2 separate regions of the Homo sapiens genome follow, and region 1 is linked to region 2. A link is a contact called in ENCODE Hi-C or POLR2A ChIA-PET data. All regions are on one chromosome and are shown on one strand. Each heading gives the region's core, a stretch centred on a gene start or an enhancer-like site at or near the end of the contact. The rest is flanking DNA. Distances are from core to core; before and after follow the strand shown.

What was found. Hi-C counts contacts between places; a loop is a spot of excess contacts on that map. ChIA-PET counts read pairs that join two places held with the same protein, here RNA polymerase II (POLR2A). Pooled maps may share reads with other maps.
Region 1: a pooled map shows a loop between it and region 2 (4-fold over the local background). The contact joins two enhancer-like sites. A Hi-C loop is called at or near these places in 1 of 50 pooled maps. POLR2A ChIA-PET finds 5 or more read pairs at or near these places in 2 of 52 experiments (A673 and PC-3).

What each region holds. Positions count from the first base shown.
Region 1 is chr1:208,182,987-208,188,683 of GRCh38, reverse strand. The region is part of intron 3 of PLXNA2 (plexin A2); the gene reads left to right. Among named protein-coding and RNA genes, the nearest start is that of PLXNA2, 59 kb to the left of the region's middle. Within about 2 kb of position 3,954, at least 13 of the 41 ENCODE cell types and tissues checked have a DNase peak (open chromatin) inside an H3K27ac peak, as active enhancers do.
Region 2 is chr1:204,463,704-204,469,678 of GRCh38, reverse strand. It overlaps PIK3C2B (phosphatidylinositol-4-phosphate 3-kinase catalytic subunit type 2 beta), which reads left to right. Exons shown (of 33, transcript NM_001377334.1): 2 at 1-809; 3 at 4,360-4,460; 4 at 5,075-5,229; 5 at 5,547-5,667. Among named protein-coding and RNA genes, the nearest start is that of PIK3C2B, 28 kb to the left of the region's middle. RefSeq lists an enhancer at 700-1,527. Within about 2 kb of position 2,781, at least 15 of the 41 ENCODE cell types and tissues checked have a DNase peak (open chromatin) inside an H3K27ac peak, as active enhancers do.

The sequences.
Region 1 (5,697 bases), core at 2,705-5,204, 3.7 Mb before region 2:
AGGCTGGAGTGCAGTGGTGCCATCTCAGCTCACTGCAACCTCCGCCTCCCAGGTTCAAGCAATTCTCCTGCCTCAGCCTCCCGAGTAGCTGGGATTACAGGCAACCACCACCATGCCCAGCTGATTTTTGTATTTTTAGTAGAGATGGGATTTCGACATGTTGGCCAGGCTGGTCTTGAAATCCTGACCTCAGGTGATCCTCCTGCCTTGGCCTCCCAAAGTGCTGGGATTACAGGCGTGAGCCACTGCGCCCAGCCTATATCTCCATTTTGCAAATGGATTGAACTGAGATTATTGAGTCAGTAAGCAGTGGATCCTAGGCATAAATCCCTAGTTTTGTGGCTCAAAGTTCACAGCCTCCATGAGGGCTCCATACCTTTGTTGTGTCTTTTCTTCTATCCTACCCTAAAGCAGGCATTCAGCCTATCTTGCTAGAACCTCGTGACATGTAATCTCTGTAGGTTTTGGGCTACAGTAGGTGTAAAGGACAATAGGACATGGGTTCTTTCCTCAGGTGCCTAGTTGAAGGCATGAGATAAGCTTGCCTCCTTTGTTCTTCCCCTCAAGACGTGATCTGGGGGCTCCATTCTCATAAATATTCAGGTGCGCGTCACTGGTGGTGGTGCAATGTGGAGCTGGGGGAGAGAAGCCCAGAAATCGGGTGGGCTGAGCTCAGTCCCAGCTCTACAGCCACTGACCTTGGGGAAATCACCCCAGTTCTCTTATCCCTAAAATGGAGACATTGATCATTTCAGTTCCTCCTTCACAGGATCGTGGGGCAATTTAGTGAGATGATACGTGTGAAAGCAACAGTAACTGCACACCACTGCACAAATGTAAGGGTTAGTGCTGCCTTCTCTCTGCTACCTGACCCATCTGATCAGCAGCATCAGAAAGAACCTAACACCTGCAGGTTTTATCCCGCAAGTACATGGCCTGGTAATGCTCTGAAGGTGGAGAAAATACTTGCCAGGGACTTTTACAAGATCCTGGTCATTGTGCTAACAGTAAGGGAAACAACAGTCCAGATAGGACAGAGTACCTTGCAGACGTCTTCGCATAGCACTGGCTGGTTTGCTGTCTCTAAAAAATTTTTTATCTTGTGAGAGTTTCAGGTTTGCTTTCATGAGTCAGCTTTAGGGAAGTAAGCTGAAAGCACAGTGCAGAAAAGATTTCAGAGCTCGAGTTGTTCAGGTGGTGTTCTTTGGAGCGCATTTGTTGTTCAGGCTGTTGCTCCTGCTTCCCTCCCTTCCAAATCCAGCCTCCCTACGGTCTCTCTCACACACACAGAACCAAGATCAGCCTCTCTGGGCTATGTAACAAAAACCATCTTTCTCTTGCTGGTCCATGACATAACCCTGCCAGTCTGGGAGCTATTACTTTTTCCAGATGTGGAATAATTGCAGGGCTAATCACCCCTGGAGACTGCTGGGACCCTTCTCTAAGGGTCTCCAGGTCCTTTCATTTAATCCTCATGACAGTCACTAACAATAAAGAAGAAAGTGGTAGATGCTGAGTGAGGAGCTAAGATATTTGTCCAGAGACACAGCAAGCTGCATGTAATTCTGGTTCAAAATTCTTAGGTCTGCAAAAAAACTGAAAAATGTCTCTTGTCCCTCCCCCACCTTCCTACAGGAAGGATTTTGTACAAAATAACATTGCAGGCCGGGCGCGGTGGCTCACGCCTGTAATCCCAGCACTTTGGGAGGCCGAGGCGGGTGGATCATGAGGTCAGGAGATCGAGACCATCCTGGCTAACAAGGTGAAACCCCGTCTCTACTAAAAATACAAAAAAAATTAGCCGGGCGCGGTGGCGGGCGCCTGTAGTCCCAGCTACTCGGGAGGCTGAGGCAGGAGAATGGCGTGAACCCGGGAAGCGGAGCTTGCAGTGAGCCGAGATTGCGCCACTGCAGTCCGCAGTCCCGCCTGGGCGACAGAGCGAGACTCCGTCTCAAAAAAAAAAAAAAAAATAAAATAACATTGCAATTCCCAGGACAGCCCTTCATTCCTTAGCTACTTCTCTACAGATGTGGGGCCACCTACTCTCCCCCTATCCCATTTTCTCCATCACCGCCTCCTGCCTCCAAGCCTACCTTTCTGAAAGATGTTCTTGACACTGTCATTAAACAGCTGCCAGCAACACCTGCTGGCATTCTCTGTTGCAAAGATAACAACCCAACTTTAAAAAGAGAGAATACAAAACAAGAAAGGCTATGGGAGGTGTGGTTGTGGGTTTTGGTTTTATTGTGTTTTTTTCCGTTTGTTTGTTTTTTTGCCAAATTACATTTTGTACATTTCTCTGTTGATTCTCTTATTCCTTTGCATTTTCTATTCTCTATTTATGAACCCCCTCTCCCAACCCCCACTTTAAAAATCAAGAAAAGGAAACCTGTTTCAGGATTAAATATGGTGTCAACATGTGGCTAGGATCTGAATACCTCAAAGAGAAGTCACAGGGGTTGTCTCCACCTACCCAAGCCTTTAATGGTGGAGAAGGAAAGATGGATTTAAAAAAGACGGAGGAGCCAGCCTTTTCCTCCTACCCTCCTGGGCCTCCTTCCAACAAATGATGATGCAGGGTGATGAAGATAGCGCTCTCAGAATCTGTGCCTAGTGATAACTCCCTCAGAAAGTCATGGGGATGCTTTCCCCACCTGTGCGTGTACACTGGTGTTTCTTCTGTTTATGCAAGGAGTCATTGCAGGGAGGGCTACATCTAGTCTGCTGCCCCAGTGGTTGCTAAGTCTTGATAGACACCACCTCTATCTGCCCTGCCCTCCTGCTCACCCACAGAGATGTGGCCCATTCTGAAACCACCAGCACCTCTTCCTTGCCACACCTGTCTCTAAGTGCCATTGGATCCCACTGCACAACTAATTCCCTTTTGCAGCCAGCTGGAGGAACACAAAGCTTATTACTCTCTTAAGACAATAGCTCAAAAGTGATAGTTTCTTTTTTTTTTTCCTTTTTTTTTTTTTTTTTTTTTTGCTTTCAGAGACCAACAAGGAATAAAGGGGCAGCTTCAGCTTCAGGAAATCGAGTTGTGTTTTGTGTTGCCAGGGGGTTGGGGGCTGGCGAGGGCTGAAGAGGTTGGGTTACTGGAAGCAAGATTCAAGGGAGCTTTGCAGAGGTCAACCCCAAGCAGTCTTTGTGGGAACCATCAAACTGATGACTCTGCTGATTTTCTATAGTGTCATGGAAAAGGATTGTAGGGAATTCTTGCCAAGTCTTTAGAAGAAAAGATATATATAGCTAAAGACATGTATATTTATAGAGAGATATATGGATATATTTATGCCAGTCATGCCAATGAGCTCTGCAGCGAGGAGAGGCCTCTAGAGAAGAGCAGGGCACCAGGATCTCCCTGCAGCACTTTCTGGCCCTTGGGAAAAGGAAATAAGAACATCATCGAAGGTACCTGGATCTGTGGCCTTAATCCTGAGAGGCCCCACCTCCTGGACTGAGAGGGCCTCCTTAACAAGGCCAAGCCAGGAGTTTTCCTTTGAACGGTTCAGTCAAATCCCTGCAGCCTAGAAGACACCTTAGAAGGAAATCTTTCTGGGAGTCTTTGATCCCTGAGGAACCTAATGTTCAGAGCAGAGTGTGAGAGGCAGGGATTCCTTATGGGCCAATGCCAGGAGTAGGGAGGGGGCTGATGGGAGGGCTGAGTGCTCCATGCCTAAAAGAAGGGAAGAATGGCCCCAAATTCATTTTTGCTTCCACCTGTGGGCAAAAAGCTTAATTGGACTGTTGGGCTTGGAAGGGCCCAGACCCTGCTTTTAGAGGAACTGGGAGGCTTGCCTATTTAGCTGGGACCATCTGCTGGCCCCCCGCTTAAGCCTGGGGGAACAGCTGAGGCTTACTGAGAAATTGGGCTAAAGATTCTTTCCAGAAATCTCCCTGGAACTGCATGAGGCGTGTGTGTGTGTGTGTGTACTCTTTGTGATTTCTCTGCACCAGCGGATCTCTTAATGTGAGTAAAGCAGCGCAGGCTCAAGGGTGAGCTGGGCGGGAGGCTTTGCTGGGTGTGCCCAATATCTGGCTTTAACATCTCTCATTCCATCTCCATCATGTCAACAGCTTTCAAGATTGACTGAAGCATAACTGCTTGCTTCATCCCCAGCCTGTGTGCCCCTTCCATCCCTGCCTACACCCAACCCTGTAGAGGCCCTGGGGTGTGATGAGTAAGTCAGGGTAATGACACCACACCCACATTATCTAGGGCTGGCCTTGGTATACTTTCCTTGGTTTTTTTTTTTTTAAGCAGGGGGTGGAGAAGGGAGGCAGAATATGATTGCAAAACCTATTTGGCTGTAGCTACCACCTGAATTCCTCTTTTGCTACAGACAGCGTCCCCCTTCCTCCCCAGGCAAGTTAAATTGCTTAGGACTGGCAAAGAGACTCAGAGTCTAAAGAAAACCTTCGGGTTGGCAGAATAAACATTCTTACCCGTCCCTTCCCTCCTCCCTGTCTCAACCCACCCCACATCTATCCTCTGGGCCAGTTAGCCCTCATTCCTAAGGAGCAGGCTATCATGTGAACATCTGGGGAAATCAAGAATGAAAGTTACACTTGAGTAAAAACTTCCTAGAACAGCACTGTCCAAGATAACATTCTGTGATGAGAAAAAACTTTTATATCTGTGCTGTTCAATACAATAGCCACTAGCTACATGTGGCTATTGAGAGATTGACATATATTAGTGTGCCTGAAAAGCTGAATTTCTTATTTTACTTAATTTTAATTAATATAAGGATAAATAGCTACCTGTGGCTAGTGGCTATTACACTGGATGGTACAGTTCTAGAATATGAAGTAGAAATAACTTAGAAGTCTAGGGTACCATGAAAGCCTAAAGGAAAAGTCTCCAACTCTCAGTCCCAGTTGAAAAGGGGGCAGTTTTGTAAGATGCTACAGTGCAATTTCTTTTTCATCTGCCCCAGAATAAACCAAATTCCCAGCTTAAAGCATCAGACGGGCCTCTCTTGGTGATCTGTTTCCCAGGTAAAAGAAACTGAGGGGTAGATAAGCAGGAGTGGGGCCCAGCACCGTCCCCCACCCCCAAAGACCCCCCCCTCTCCCTCTCTGGCACCTGGCTCTGGCTTCTCGTCTACAGCAGGGACCCCAGTGGGGACGCTGCGCAGAATGGTGCTGCAACTGCGGACATCTGGTTTCCCTCCCATCTCTGCCCCTTCATTTCTTTTCTGTCAGCAACAGCTCCTGGCTGTGGATGGTCAGCAGAGTCAACGAGGCCTGCAGACCTCCTTTCCGGCTCCCTCTACTCCCCCATCCCCTGCTGAGGAAGGTTAAGGGAGAAAGAGAAAAAAAGAGACAGGAAGGCAGAGTGAGGGTGAAATGAAATGTTAGTGACATTCAAGAAAGTGAGTTCATGGGGCTCTCACTGCCCTCCCTCCGGATTCAGGATGAACCTTGTCTGGTTTATAAGCCATCAGTGGCTTCTCCCCTGTCTGAGTTGCCAAACTCTTGTGCCCCCACCCTCCATGGCTCACTGCAACACATGTGCCTCCTCCCATATCATGGCAGGTCCATCTGTGACCTTTGTTCTTCTGACCTCTCCCCTAGACGAAGGGGGAGCCCCAGAGGAACTTTCCCTCCCTATCCCAGACTGAATACATTCAACCTGCCTCTCTGTACAGCCTCCCCCAGTCGCTGTGGGTAAACAGGAGGAAGAGAGAG
Region 2 (5,975 bases), core at 1,532-4,031:
ATGACAAGGAGGAGAACAGAGCCAAGCAGAACGCAGACCCCTCTCTCATCAGCTGGGATGAGCCTGGGGTAGACTTTTACAGCAAGCCAGCAGGAAGGCGGACCGACCTCAAGCTGTTACGCGGTCTCTCTGGCTCTGATCCTACCCTTAACTACAACTCACTCTCCCCACAGGAAGGGCCGCCCAACCACTCTACCTCCCAAGGGCCACAGCCTGGCTCAGATCCCTGGCCCAAAGGCTCCCTGTCTGGAGACTATCTCTACATTTTTGATGGTTCAGATGGGGGAGTCTCTTCGTCCCCAGGACCAGGGGACATAGAGGGCTCTTGCAAGAAACTATCCCCACCTCCTCTGCCTCCCCGAGCTTCTATCTGGGATACCCCTCCCCTGCCTCCCAGAAAGGGGTCCCCCTCATCCTCCAAGATCTCCCAGCCCAGTGACATCAACACTTTCTCTTTGGTCGAACAATTGCCGGGCAAACTGCTAGAGCATCGGATCCTAGAAGAGGAAGAGGTGCTGGGAGGTGGGGGTCAGGGGCGCCTACTGGGGTCTGTGGACTATGATGGTATCAATGATGCAATTACTAGGCTCAACTTGAAATCGACCTATGATGCGGAGATGTTGCGGGATGCCACCAGGGGCTGGAAGGAGGGCCGAGGGCCGCTGGACTTCAGCAAAGACACCTCTGGAAAACCCGTGGCCAGGAGCAAGACTATGCCCCCTCAGGTGCCCCCCCGCACCTATGCCTCCCGCTATGGCAACCGAAAGAATGCGACGCCTGGCAAGAACCGCCGGATTTCTGCAGCCCCGGTGAGGACCTTCTTGTGTTTCTTCTGCCTTCCTTTCTCCATGTCCTTCAGAAACAGGGACTAGTCTCTGCTGTTCTACATCCAACTCTGCCAAGTCCTTACCCCTTTAGGCCTCTCCTACCCTCTTTGGGACCCTGGCCCTGGTGGGGGAGGTCCAGGGGAGGCTTGATTAGGGGTGGACACCAGTAGAGGGAGGGCTCCTTCTCAGGGCCAGGTTTCATGTATCTTGGCCAAAACGGGCCTTCTGGGGCAGGCATTTGGGAATCCTGGTTCCTAGCGTGTGCCTGCTTCCTGATGTAAGGACTGAATTGGGAGTTATGGGATTCATTATTGACTGGCTGAATGGCCCTCTGGACCGGAGCAAGTTGCTTCCGCTTGCTCTGAGGCCCTGCTCTGCCAAAAACGCTGCGTGGCGATGAAGATCATTCACAATAGTAACCACTTGTTTAGTGCCCACTGAATGCCAGACCCTGGTCCAGATCTCCACAACAACCCTTCCTGATAGTCCAAAGCCACACAGCAAGCAATAGCAGGGCCAGCATTCAGCCCTGGCCTCTCTCGTTCCTAAGCCTTCTGTCTCCTCCTCTCCTTCTCCCTTTCTCTCTCTCTCTCTCCCTGCTCTGTTCTTTATTGTGATAAAATATACGTAACGTAAAATTCGCCACCGTAACCATTTGGAAGTGTGCAGTCAGTGGCACTGACGACATTCACATTGTCGTGCAACCCTTGCATTATTCATCTCTACTCATTCTCTTCTCACAATGAAAATATTTAGAAAAAATATGCAGTATGACAAATAGTTTTATTTTTATCAGTACATAGTGTAAAATAGCGAACTATCTAGGTCAAAGCCCCCAGGCAGGTGCCAGGGCAGCTCTGATCTTTTTTCTGGTTTAGGGGAGCTTCAGCAGCATCTCCTGGGTAGGACCAGAAGGCCTATTTGTGTTTCATCCTTGGTCCCTGGAAACCCTGGCTGCAAGGAGTCAAGAGACAAGTGACACCCCCATGGCTGATGCCTTCTTTTTTTTTTTTTTTTTGAGACAGAGTCTCACTCTGTCACCAGGCTTTAGTGCAGTGGCGCTATCTTGGCTCACTGCAGCCTCTGCCTCCCGGGTTCAAGAGATTCTCCTGCCTCAGCCTCCCAAGTAGCTGGGATTACAGGCACCTGCCACCATGCCCAGCTAATTTTTGTATTTTTAGTAGAGACGGGGTTTCACCACATTGGCCAGGCTGGTCTTGAACTCCTGACCTCAGGTGATCTGTCCACTTTGGCCTCCCAAAGTTCTGGGATTACAGGTGTAAGCCAATGCCCCTGGCTGCTGATGCCTTCTGTGACAGCTTAGCATTCTACTTCATTCTGTCCTGGTTTCCTCCTTAGCCATTGTTTAAGGGGCACTGGGGTTTTCCCACCTTGTGTCTAGCCTTTGGGAACCTTCCCAACTCTGAAGAGCTACACAGTTCTTCCTTCCTCCGCTTCTCCTAAGAGAGTCCCCCCAAAAGCAGAATCAGCTCCTGGGATAAGCCACATCCCTAGAGCTCAGGGATTTTTAAAGGCCCTGCTCTGAGAGGTGGGGCTGTTCCCGCTATTTATAGGGACTGGGAGATTCCTGTTCCCAGCTCTGAGTTCCTCACACCCAGCTGGGCCTGCTCACTGAGTCAGGGCACCCTGGTAGGTGGTCACCTCTGTCACTCCTTCTCTCTCCTGCCTCCCCTACTCCCTCACCCTTCCCCATCCCCTGCATGTCATCAGAGTTCTGAGACAGAGCTCAGCCCAGAATCTCCTTGAAGAAGCGGACACAAAGCAAAAAGCTCTTGCCAGTTCTGAGTGGGGAAATGCGGCCTTGGTCCTCCCCGGCTCAGCTTGTTGCAGGGGCTCAGCCTGCTGGGAGGGGGGACCCCTTGGGCCCTCGGCCTATACCACCGCCCCGCTTTCGTCGGGCTTCCAGCCAGAGGGAACCTCCTTATCCCAGGCCAGCGGAGCCAGCTCTGGAACTGGCTGGCTCCAAATGCCAGCCTGATACCCCTGCTGCCAGCCTCTGCCCGGCAGACTCCCCCAGCCAGCATCGGGTGATGCCACCAGGGCCTGCCAGCTGGGCAAACGTAAGTGGCTTTTGTTTTCTTATGGTGCCAGTGAGTGGTACAGAAAGGACATGAGAGTGGCCTTCAGTGACCACTCTGTTCTCTCCCTCTCTTGCCTTCTCTTCCCTCCCCCCACTGTCTCTCTCTCTTTCTCTTTTTCTTCCTCTCTCTCTCCTTTCTCTTGTGGGTTAATTGCTGACAGTGGTGCTATTGTTTTGACTGGGACACAGGCACGAACTTGGCAGAGCCAGGGCCTCACATGCCAACTGTCCCCACTGCTGCCCTCCCCTCTGTGCACCCCCACCCCCCGCCGCCCATGCACACCCAGGGGAGCAAGCCTAACAAGAGAGGGTCAACCAGAGGAAACAGTCTGGATATTCAAATGAGGAGCTCAGTTGCTGTCATCTGCCCCAAGAGGCAGAGAGGACTTGAGAGTAGCCAAGAGGTTGGGTGAGAGATGTGAGGCGTTGCTATGTGCACAGGCCGGAGCTAGACTCCCGCCAGAAACAGCTGTTGGAACCACATGCCGGCCTTATCTCCATCTGAGCTGAAGCCTCGTCCCTGGTGTGGCCTCCCAGGCTGCCCTGAGCAGACCCCTCAGGCAGAAACCTGTCATGCACCAGCTCTCCCTCCCCCTCACTTCCTTCTCCCTAGGGCTGGGCTACAGGCCTTGCTAGGGGCTTCTTTAGGAACCCTCCTGGGTGACTGAAAGCAGCTCTGGGATGGGAGACCGTTTGGGACCTTGTCTGAGAATCCTACCACCACACACGTATTTTGAGAGAGGAAGTGGGGCCAAGGCAGGCTCCCTGACATTCCGGCCGTTCAGAGCCGGCTGACTCGGAAGCCAGAGGAGCCAAGCTTCTACCAGGTCCTCCCCTGCCCAGACCACTGCTTTGACGCTTTCTTCCTCAAATAGCATTTACCCAGAAGGCACATGTGTCTGAGTCATCTCCTCTATCTAAGGGTTCTGGGTCTCTCTCTGCTTTGGGTCCATGGGGCTTGTGGATATTGAGGCTTTAGACCAGGGCCAAGCTTCCCTGGGCACCATTTGGGCCGCCCACCTGCTCTAGCCTCAGTAGAGGGGCTGGGAAAAACAGCTGTCTGCTCTGCTCCCTGTCACGCCTCTGGGAGAATCCCCCGGAAAGCCCGTGTTGCAGGAGAGGCCCAACAGCACTGGATTGCCTTACTGGCTGCCTCACGCTTATCAGACTGTCCCCTCCTGAAGTGGCTTTGGCCACACTCTTGTCCATCTCAGCCAGAGCTTCGCCTCCTTCTTCAACTTGGCTCCTGGTCTCCTAGGACAGCAGATACATGTATTCCCGGATGTCCCATATGTTCTTGTGCCCCTTTCATTGGATGTCGAGTGACTAGAAAGTCTTTTCATCTAGAGTTTGAGTTTAGGTCTGGAGTACCTCATAGGGAGGGGACACCACGAGGAAAAAGGCACTGAGTCGTCTGCTCTTCTCTTAAAGGTGGGCTCCCGGCCCCACACTGTTGCCAATGGCCATGAGTTGTTTGAGGTCTCAGAAGAGAGAGATGAGGAGGTTGCTGCATTTTGCCACATGCTGGATATGTAAGAGTTAAAGAATGGGGTGGGATTTGGGAGGGCTATGGGGGATGGGGAGGGGGGCCATCCATTTCCAAACTTTCTTTAGGAGGGAAGAAGCACCATAATAAGTAAATCTCAGTTCATAGCTATGAAAATGCTTCCTACAACAAGTGTCTGCAGGGTTTTTGAAATCTTAGAAGTCTCACATTTTTAGCAAAATTCATGAAACCTCCATTGAATGGTCAAAGTATCCTGATCACTCTAGAGTCTGACCCTCAGTTGCCCTTAAGAGCAAATGCACCCCAGCTGGCGATAAGAGTGTTATCTGGAACTAAAAGAGAAAGGAAATGGATTCATAAAAAATTTTCCATTAAACTTAGCATGGAAAGCTTTGTCATTTTAGAACTATTTGTACTGTTCAATGGTGGGAAACATTTTGCAATTATAAGAGAAGTGTCAAGAAGGGGGTTTCTCAGAGCTGCTACCCCACTGCCCCCATCCTGGCCTGCAAATTTGGAGGGCTGGGCTGAGTGGGGACAGAGGGGCTCTTGAGCCTCAGAGCATGAGGTTCCCAACAGATGTCTTCTTGACTACTCTCTTCTAAAGGCACAGTGAGGGTTTTTTTTCTTCCTGTACAGCCTTCGATCTGGCTCTGACATCCAAGACTACTTCCTCACTGGCTATGTCTGGAGTGCTGTCACCCCTAGCCCAGAGCACCTCGGGGATGAGGTCAACCTGAAGGTGACTGTGTTGTGTGACAGGCTTCAAGAGGCACTCACTTTCACCTGCAACTGTAAGTTAGTGAGGGGGGAGAGGATGTGAGCATCCCTTGAAGTGGGGTGGGGATGACTGTGTTTTGACTCGATTTCCACCTCATCTTGTGGCCCAGATGAAGGGCAGTGAGGATGCTCCTTTGGGGGTGAGGGGCTGGCTATGGGGCCAGCATTCTAGTACAGTCACTTTCCTCAACTCTGAACTACTTGCCTGCTTTATCTGGTTGGTGATGGTGCTGGAGAATACTTAGCTGGAAAGGGGGATCAGGGTGGGGAAACTGAGACCCATCTGCCTTGACATCCATCATGATTGCTCCCCCTACCTTACCCTTCACAGGTTCCTCCACTGTAGACTTGCTTATCTACCAGACCCTGTGCTACACCCATGATGACCTGAGGAATGTGGACGTGGGTGACTTTGTGCTAAAGCCCTGCGGGCTGGAGGAGTTCCTGCAGAAGTGAGTGAATGGGTGGGAGGTAGCCCCTGCCTTCCTGGTAGTAAGATTGTGAGGGGGCTTCATGGGATTGGTGCTGGGACCGGCCTGGCAGCTCCGCCCCAATCCCACAGTCAAGACTCCTGCTTTCTGGGCACACTCTCGGCCACGTAGCACTTTCCCCAGGAGCTCTGTCTTCCAGCAGGGTTGGCTGACGTCCTGAGCCAAGTCTGCTGTGGAAAGAGCTTGGAGCTGGGATTAGGCAAAGACTAGGTCATATCTGCTTGCAGATTCTGCTTATGGAGAGATGTGTGTATTTGTGGGGAGGGGTG